Regions from separate parts of the Mus musculus genome. Here all the other regions are linked to region 1. The links are chromatin loops, found by intact Hi-C in ENCODE. Cell type or tissue: left cerebral cortex. All regions are shown on one strand. Region 1 has its middle 49 kb from the start of Gm40107. Region 2 overlaps Gm40108 (a long non-coding RNA gene). Region 3 has its middle 1.5 kb from the start of Gm40108.

What was found. Peaks named below come from ENCODE experiments on the same cell type or tissue, not always from the same donor. Only the 100,000 strongest peaks of a DNase experiment are listed, where the experiment ranks them.
Region 2: it touches region 1 in a loop (3-fold over the local background); 22 of 42 quality-filtered maps call a loop at or near these places.
Region 3: a loop joins it to region 1, with 5 times the contacts of the local background. A loop is called at or near these places in 23 of 42 quality-filtered maps.

The regions. Positions count from the first base shown.
Region 1 is chr3:100,767,189-100,769,688 of GRCm38, forward strand. No RefSeq gene overlaps it. Among named protein-coding and RNA genes, the nearest start is that of Gm40107, 49 kb to the right of the region's middle. In left cerebral cortex, a CTCF peak has its summit at 1,032 (motif pointing right); a DNase peak (open chromatin) is centred at 1,142.
Region 2 is chr3:100,909,851-100,912,350 of GRCm38, forward strand. The region is part of intron 2 of Gm40108 (a long non-coding RNA gene); the gene reads left to right. Among named protein-coding and RNA genes, the nearest start is that of Gm40108, 2.2 kb to the left of the region's middle. In left cerebral cortex, no CTCF peak of the experiment used is centred here; DNase peaks (open chromatin) are centred at 960 and 1,837.
Region 3 is chr3:100,906,139-100,908,638 of GRCm38, forward strand. No RefSeq gene overlaps it. Among named protein-coding and RNA genes, the nearest start is that of Gm40108, 1.5 kb to the right of the region's middle. In left cerebral cortex, a CTCF peak has its summit at 1,017; no DNase peak of the experiment used is centred here.

The DNA.
Region 1 (2,500 bases):
CACACACACACACACACACCCCGAGTGCAGAGGTAGATTGATCTAACTATAAAGCATAAATGTGCAGGAAAATGGTATTTCTCTCTGAGTATGACTTATTTCGCTCAGTATAATGATGTCAGTTGCATCTATTTCCCCAAGTGTCAGGGGTCCATTTTTCTTCACAGTTGAATGCTGTTCGATTGCTCATAGGGCCACACTTTTTTTTTTTTTTGTGGCTTTTGATCTCAGTTCCCTTAGCCACAACACAAGAGTCTGAACTCTAGGAAACTTTAGGGCAGTGGCTCTCAACCTTCCCAGTGCTGCAACCCTTTAATACAGTTCCTCATGTTGTGGTGACCCCCAACCATAAAGTTATTTTTGTTGCTACTTCATAGCTGTAATTTTGTGACTGTTATAGATTGTAATGTAAATGTCTGATATTTGACCCCAAGGGGCTCTCGACCCACACACAGGTTTAGAAACACTGCTTTAAGGCCTTTGAAATCCTTTTCAACTCGAAACTATTTGATTAAGATTAAGTCTATTATCAACTGAAAAGGCATTCATTCCTCAGGCTGCCATAGTGGTTTCTAATGCGATCTTTCTTCTTGAGTTCACCCCTCAGAGTCTACAGTCACATGGCTCCCTGGAGTGTTTTGCAGAGTGACATCTTAGCCCTTAGGATACTACTTCAAAAAAAAAAAAATCATTGATCTAGAACTACAGAATCTATCTCCCTAGGAATTCACAGTGCTATTTAAAACTCTTAGTACTTTTTTTTTGGGGGGGGGGGGAGTACGTGTGTAACTTTTTTTACTTCATGGTTTTACAAGTGATACATCTGGGACCAACTGTGTTAATAATTTCCCTACAGTCTGAATGGTAAATAGATGTCACGATGGTCCTGCTGTGAACGTACAATGATGCCATGTTTACTTATCCCCCTTCTTGGTGTCACTTACTGACCGAAAAGTGATCGTTAGGGTGAGATATTAGTATTAATTCCCACCCCAGTGTTGTCAACAGCTATAAAAGATTCCTTCCAGTTGACCAGAAGAGGGAAGCAGAGGACCTAAGATGGCACATGAAATCCCTAAAGTGAGTTTGGAATAAACACAGAAACACTGAGTCTGGAGGCTTCTCTTGGATTGTCCTTTGACAGAGCGATCCATACACAGTTCAAATGTCATCTCGGGAACAAGCCCCTCGCTGTTGTCAAAAGCAGGCACTTCAGACCGTTCATTATGCATTTGCCAGCTTCCGGAGGAAGTGGGAGCAGCAGGGGATTATCATAAAGGAGCTGACTGAGGCATCCAGGGAACCAAAAGCAGGTTAGAAAGGGAACAGGCCCGAGCCTATAGTAGCAGCTCCTTGAGCTGAGGCCTCAGCTCCCAGGGCTGGGGATTACAGATGTGCGCGCGCGCGCGCGCGCGCACACACACACACACACACACACACACACACACACACACACACAGCCAGCCTAAGTTGGTCTTCAGCAGGGATATTTTCCTCTTTGAGCTTGCTTTCATCTCCCATTCAGAGACTAGCAAGCAGGTAACGAATGCTAGGCACTGCACCTGGGTGCAGTTTCTATCTCTTCCTGTTCCCTAAACTAAAAAAACAAAAAAACAAACAAACAAACAAACAAAAAAACAAAAAACAAAAAAACCCTCTTATAAAGACTCATGCTGTGCGTATGTGTACACGTGTGTGTTTGAGTGTGTGTTCATGAGTTGTGTGTGTGTGCATGTGTGTGTGTGCTTTTGTGTGTGTGTTTGAAGGCCAGAAGAAAATGTTGACTAGTTACAGATAATTTTGCAAAGAGAAAGGGGTATAGGGAGGAGTAAGTGGGAAGGAGTGGAGAGAGAGAGAGAGAAGAAAGAGAGAGGGCTTTTAACCACTGAGCCACTCTCCAAGCTCCCATCCTCTCCCTTTCATTTATAAACAATCTCTTTCTCTTTCTCTGTCTCTCTCTGTCTCTGTCTCTCTGTCTCTGTCTCTCTTTCTCTTTCTCTCTCTCTCTCTCTCTCTCTCTCTCTCTCTCTCTCTCTCTCTCACACACACACACACACACACAAATAACCATACTAAACCCAAATCATACTAAATCAGGCCATGGCCCTGAACGTGCCTAGAGGAGCTTCAGCTGTTAGAATGTCGCTTTCCTCTGCTGACCACCCTAGGAATTTGCCGGTTATGCTCACAACAGCTGGCTACATTTTCTACCCTCAAGCAGAGTTCAGGCTCCAGGGTTGGGTTTCTATAGGAGGAGCTTTTCTTCTCATCAGACTATTTCGCAGATTCAAGTTTTCCTATAACCTTTCTTGGGCCAAGAATGCATGGTCCTTGTTCCCAGCTGACTGGAACACCTGTCAAGGTCCTAATTCTTTGCAATGACCTTAGTCATTGCCTCCTATACAATGTAGATTTCAAACCATGTGTATCTTACCTCCCCAAAGACAGAAAATGCTGAGTTTGAGCCATAGAGCCAGCAGGTCTGATACTCCTACCCCAA
Region 2 (2,500 bases), 140 kb after region 1:
GAGAGAAAGGGAGAAGGAAGAGAAGGAGGAGGTAGCCATCGAGCCATGAAATTACCAAGCTGTGAGGTGACATGAAGGACACTCGGATCGGAGGGACAGCAGAGACAATCAGTGTAGATGCTGACTTTTTGAGTCCATCTGCATAACACTCTGGGAAAAGGGGCATGAGTGGAGGTAGGTAAAGATGCCAGTGGTTGCCAGGAGACTGGAAAGAGGACCAGCGGAGGAGATGCTGCACAGGGGACTTTGGAGACTGACTCTGTGGTGGCTGAATCATGTTGTGCATTTGTCAAAACCTATAGAACATAAGCCGCCAGTGTGAACCCTGATGCAAACCGTGACATTCAAGTGACTACACCATGACTTCAGTTCACACACTGACACGTCACTGTGGTGCAGGATGTTGGGGGTGGGAGGGTGTCTTACATTGGGAGAAACATTATCCACTCAATTTTGCTGTGAAGCTAAAACTGTTCTTTTAAATGTTTATTTATGCTACAACCAGGAGATAGTTCGGGGGCAAACGGCAAGCTGTGTCAACGTGAGGCCCAGAGTCCAGATCCCCAGTGCCCACATAGATGTTAGGTGGATATGGCTGCCTTCTTAGCTGGCTCGATTAGGTGAGCTCTGGGTTCAAGTGAGAGACGTTGCCTCTGACGGCAAGATGGAGAGAGAGAGCAGGGGTGTACCTAACACTTGTCCAGACACGGAACCATGCAGACAAGTTTATACTTTAAAATCATGAAAATAGATGTAAAAGTGTGCCATCCCAATGAACAACCAATGACCTATTTCACATCCTTTTCCCCACTATAAATCTTTGAAAGTCAGCACATACTTTATACAGCATATCTGAATTTGGACTAACCATTTTTCAAGTGAGTAACAGCTGCACGAGGCAGCTGATTCCCACATAGCAAAGCAGGGGACTGGGAAGTGGCTGTGTGGGATGCTCTGCCAGGACCGTCCTCTACTCTTCCTAACTCCCCAACTCCGGAGGGCAGCATTGCTCCAAGCCTTGTACAAAATGAGGACAAACTGCTGTTTGTTCAATAAAAGCAGCTTCCAAGCCAGTCTCCAAGCCCACGGTGGCTCTCAGCCTTCCTAATGCAGTTCCTCGTGCTGTGGTGATCCCAGCCATCAAATTACTTTTGTTGCTGCTTCATAACTATAAACTTGCCACTGTTATGGATCATAATGGAAATATCTGTTTTCAGATGGTCTTAGGCGACCCTCGTAAAAGGGCCATTCAACACCCGCAAGAACCGCTGTTCTAAGCCTTTCCACCAAGATTGCTGTCTCTCAGCCCCTCATATACAAATATTTGGCAGCCTCATCCTGTACCCCCACCTCAGTTCAGACCTACCACAGATCCACAGCAACCATTTTCTTAGCAGAGCAACACGGAACGTTGAGGGCAGAAGGGCTTGGCTACATCAGAAATTCTGGAAAACGACATGTGTTGCTCATTAAATAAGAGAAGGAAATAGGAAATGTTGCCTCAGTGCAAAAGATAGAAAGTTCTTCCAGGTTCTACATACCGCGCAAATAAATGAACATTTTATTAAAATGAGTGCTGATTTAAATGCTTCTTAGGAAATAGGTACTTAAGGAAAAATAGCTGCTGTCAATCTAGAATGCATAGCTAGGCTCTGCCTGAGTAGGTGAGGGAGATTTATATTTTCTTGCAGCTGGGAACATTATTTATATTTCCTCCCACATCTCTGGAACTAATGTATTAACGTCTCTATATACTATGATGTATTATAATCTACTCATGCTGGAAATGCTGTTACTAAGCTGTGGGCGACCTGTGCTCGGAAAAGTTGGCTGTCGTCATCTGAATTAGAAGAGATGCTGCATTCAACCACAGCCTGTCCTTTTATGGTCATTCTCAAGGTCTACCACTCAGTGGAGTGAGGGGAGAGACCGTTTGTGTGTGTGTGTGTGTGTGTGTGTGTGTGTGTTAATAGCTCTGCCAAAGGAAGGGAAAGAAAAGTCAGAAGGGGGTTCAAGTATAAAAACAAAAGCCATGCAGCCCCCAAAATCCTGCAGACAAAGCAGAATAGTGTGAACGGCACATGTGGCACGTGGGGGGAGTATGCACTTGTGTGTACATGGGCATACACTGTGTGTGTGGTCATGCACTTGTGTGTATGTATGGGCATACACTTCTGAGTGTGTATGGGCATGAACTTGTGTGTGTGGGAGGCATGCACTTGTGTGTATGTGTACATGGCTATGCACTTGTGTGTGTGTGGTCATGCACTTCTGTGTGGGGGCATGCATTTGTGTGTGTATAAGGGCATGCACTTGTGGGGGACATGTACTTGTGTGTGATTGTGTGTATGGGCATGCAGTTGGGGGGGACATGTACTTGTGTGTGTGTGAGCATGAACTTCTTTGTGTGGGGGGCTTGTGTGTGCATGGACTTGTGTGTGTACATGGGCGTGCACTTGTGTATGTGTTCATGCACTTGTGTGTGTGGTCATGTACTTGT
Region 3 (2,500 bases), 140 kb after region 1:
GGCAAAATATGCCTCTAGATTCTTAAAAGCTGGGCTGTGGGTTGGTGAGGGGAAATGATTGTAAAAGCCAACTGTTCTGTTACGGTTTATCAGTGATGACTAAACTTATGACCAAGAGGAAGTTAAAACCTGTGTCAAGGGACAACGTGATAGGATCTATGTCTTGGAACAACATGAATCTATCCCTGCCTGCTGAGCTCTGTATAAATAAGGAAACACCTGGACTGCCAGTCGGTCAGGCTGCAAGAGTCCCCCGACCCCGTGCCTGACTCACCCCTCCCTCACAGACCCCTTATCTCTTCTGCAGGGCCTGGTCATCACCAGGGCTGGCCATCACCGGGGCTGGCCTCCAGCATTCACTAGATTTAGCTCAAAATATAGAAATGAAGAAGTGGAGACTGAGAATAACAAGTCTTTCTCAGCATGTGTAGTAATTAGCTTGATGGAGTAATTCTGCAAGGTCCTCTGCATATATAATCTATATTATACTGTATATACTAATATGTATATAGTATTACATTAAGTATACTAGATAAGCCTCTGGCTTAACCTCATCTCACTCATTTCATCTGAGGAATGATCAGTCTGGAATCCTGCTGGTGGAAAATGAAACCACAGCCCAAGTTCTACCTACACCATTTTATACGGGGTGCTATTTTATATGGGGTGCCACTTTATACGGGGTGTGGAATCTGGGAAGGAGCTGTAGACAAAACGCTTGTGGGCCCCAGATAGGATGATGTGTCTCCAACTCTAGAGAACACAACAGAGTGACTCTAGCAATGCATTCCTGTTTGTCTTTACATTGTTTTGACAACAGGATGCTGTGATTTGGATTGTAAATACCCCCGAAGGCCCACACAGGCCTTGTTGCCAGTCATGTGCACCCTGCTGGAAGGTGATGGAGCCTCTGTGGGCTGAGGGTGGCTGGAGGCTGAATGGTTACCAGCTCTTTCACTGCTCCCTGTTCTGCAGCCTGCTTCCCAGTTGTCACCAGGTAAAAAGACACAGATCAGCGCCACCACCAGGCCATTGACGGCAGACTGAAACCTCTGAATGGAGAATCAAAAGAATCTTTCCTTCTTGATTATCTGGAACCTATTGTTACAAGAGTGGAAACCTAGTGTGTGAGACTAATAAGACCTACCTTACAGTGCCTGTGGACATACATATATATGGCATAGATAGATAGATGATAGATAGATAGATGATAGATAGATAGATAGATAGATGATAGATAGGTAGAGAGAGAGAGAGAGAGAGAGAGAGAGAGAGATAGATAGATAGATATAGAGAGATAGAAAGATAAATATATCTTCATAGTTCTTTGTCTTCATTGGTTTCACGTAAGTGTCTCTCTCAGTGACCTCCCGAGTCCCTAATGCTCTGTCCTTGCACCCTCACACAGTGCCCTGGTTCCCACCCATCCCCATGACTGCTGCTTCCCTTGCGGCTTCTGCAGAACACTACAGTACAGAGACCTAAACAGAGCTCTGCTGGGGCTGAAATGCCCAGGTTTTCACGGCATTGTCAGGGATATTTCACAGAGACTTTTACAAGGATAATAATGGCGATCTGGGAGCTGATTTTAATATTTTATAAAAGTCTAATCTGAAATACTGTTATCAGCAGTAAAGCTTTACAAAGCAAATAAAACATAGATTTTTTTCCTTTGTCCTTTGGAATGGAATTATATAAAACAACTGTGCATTTCATGAGAAAAAAATTAAAAATAAATATTGTTATGAAGCCCCGTAAGCTGCAAGAGAATTAATATATATATTAATATATATAATTTTTGCCTTTAAAACACTCACGGTGCAGCAAAGATAAACTTAATAGGTGTGATGATGTGTGAAGATAATTACAGGCATTCAAATATATTTGGGAGCTTAATCTAGACATGAGTAGGGTTGGGTGGTCATGGAAGACTTCCTGGAGGAAATGGGACTAAAAGGCTTCTGGGAAATATCCAGGCAAAGGCTGTGTGAAGGCTACAGAAAGAGGCCAGGTGAGAGGTTCCATATAAACGGGTTAGAAAGTGCATGGAACTAGACATGAAAGAAGCTGTGTCCCACGGGGCACCAGAAGAGACCAGAGCAGAGGTGGGTAGAGGTATGCGGGTGACGTCATGTTACCTCACTTCTGTTTCAGAAGCTATCTGAAAGTGAGTATGGCAGTGGTGCACACCCAGCACTCGGGAGGCTGAGGCAGGAGGATGATGAATCTCTAGCCAGCCTGTGTCACACAGTGTAGCCCTGTTTCAAAGTAAACAAATAAAACATCTGGGAAAGTGGTGCAATAAAGACCTATGTATCCTTCACCAAGCTACTGCAGTAGAGACAGAGAGAAAAGAGAGAAAGAGGCAGAGAGAACACAAATGACTTGGGGAAGTGGTAACAATATTTGCTAAGATGTGTAACAAACACCGGTAGCTGCTGGATCTTCCCCATGGTGTCTCCAACAGGGACCCAGAGCAGAACTACAGTGCAGAGAGGGG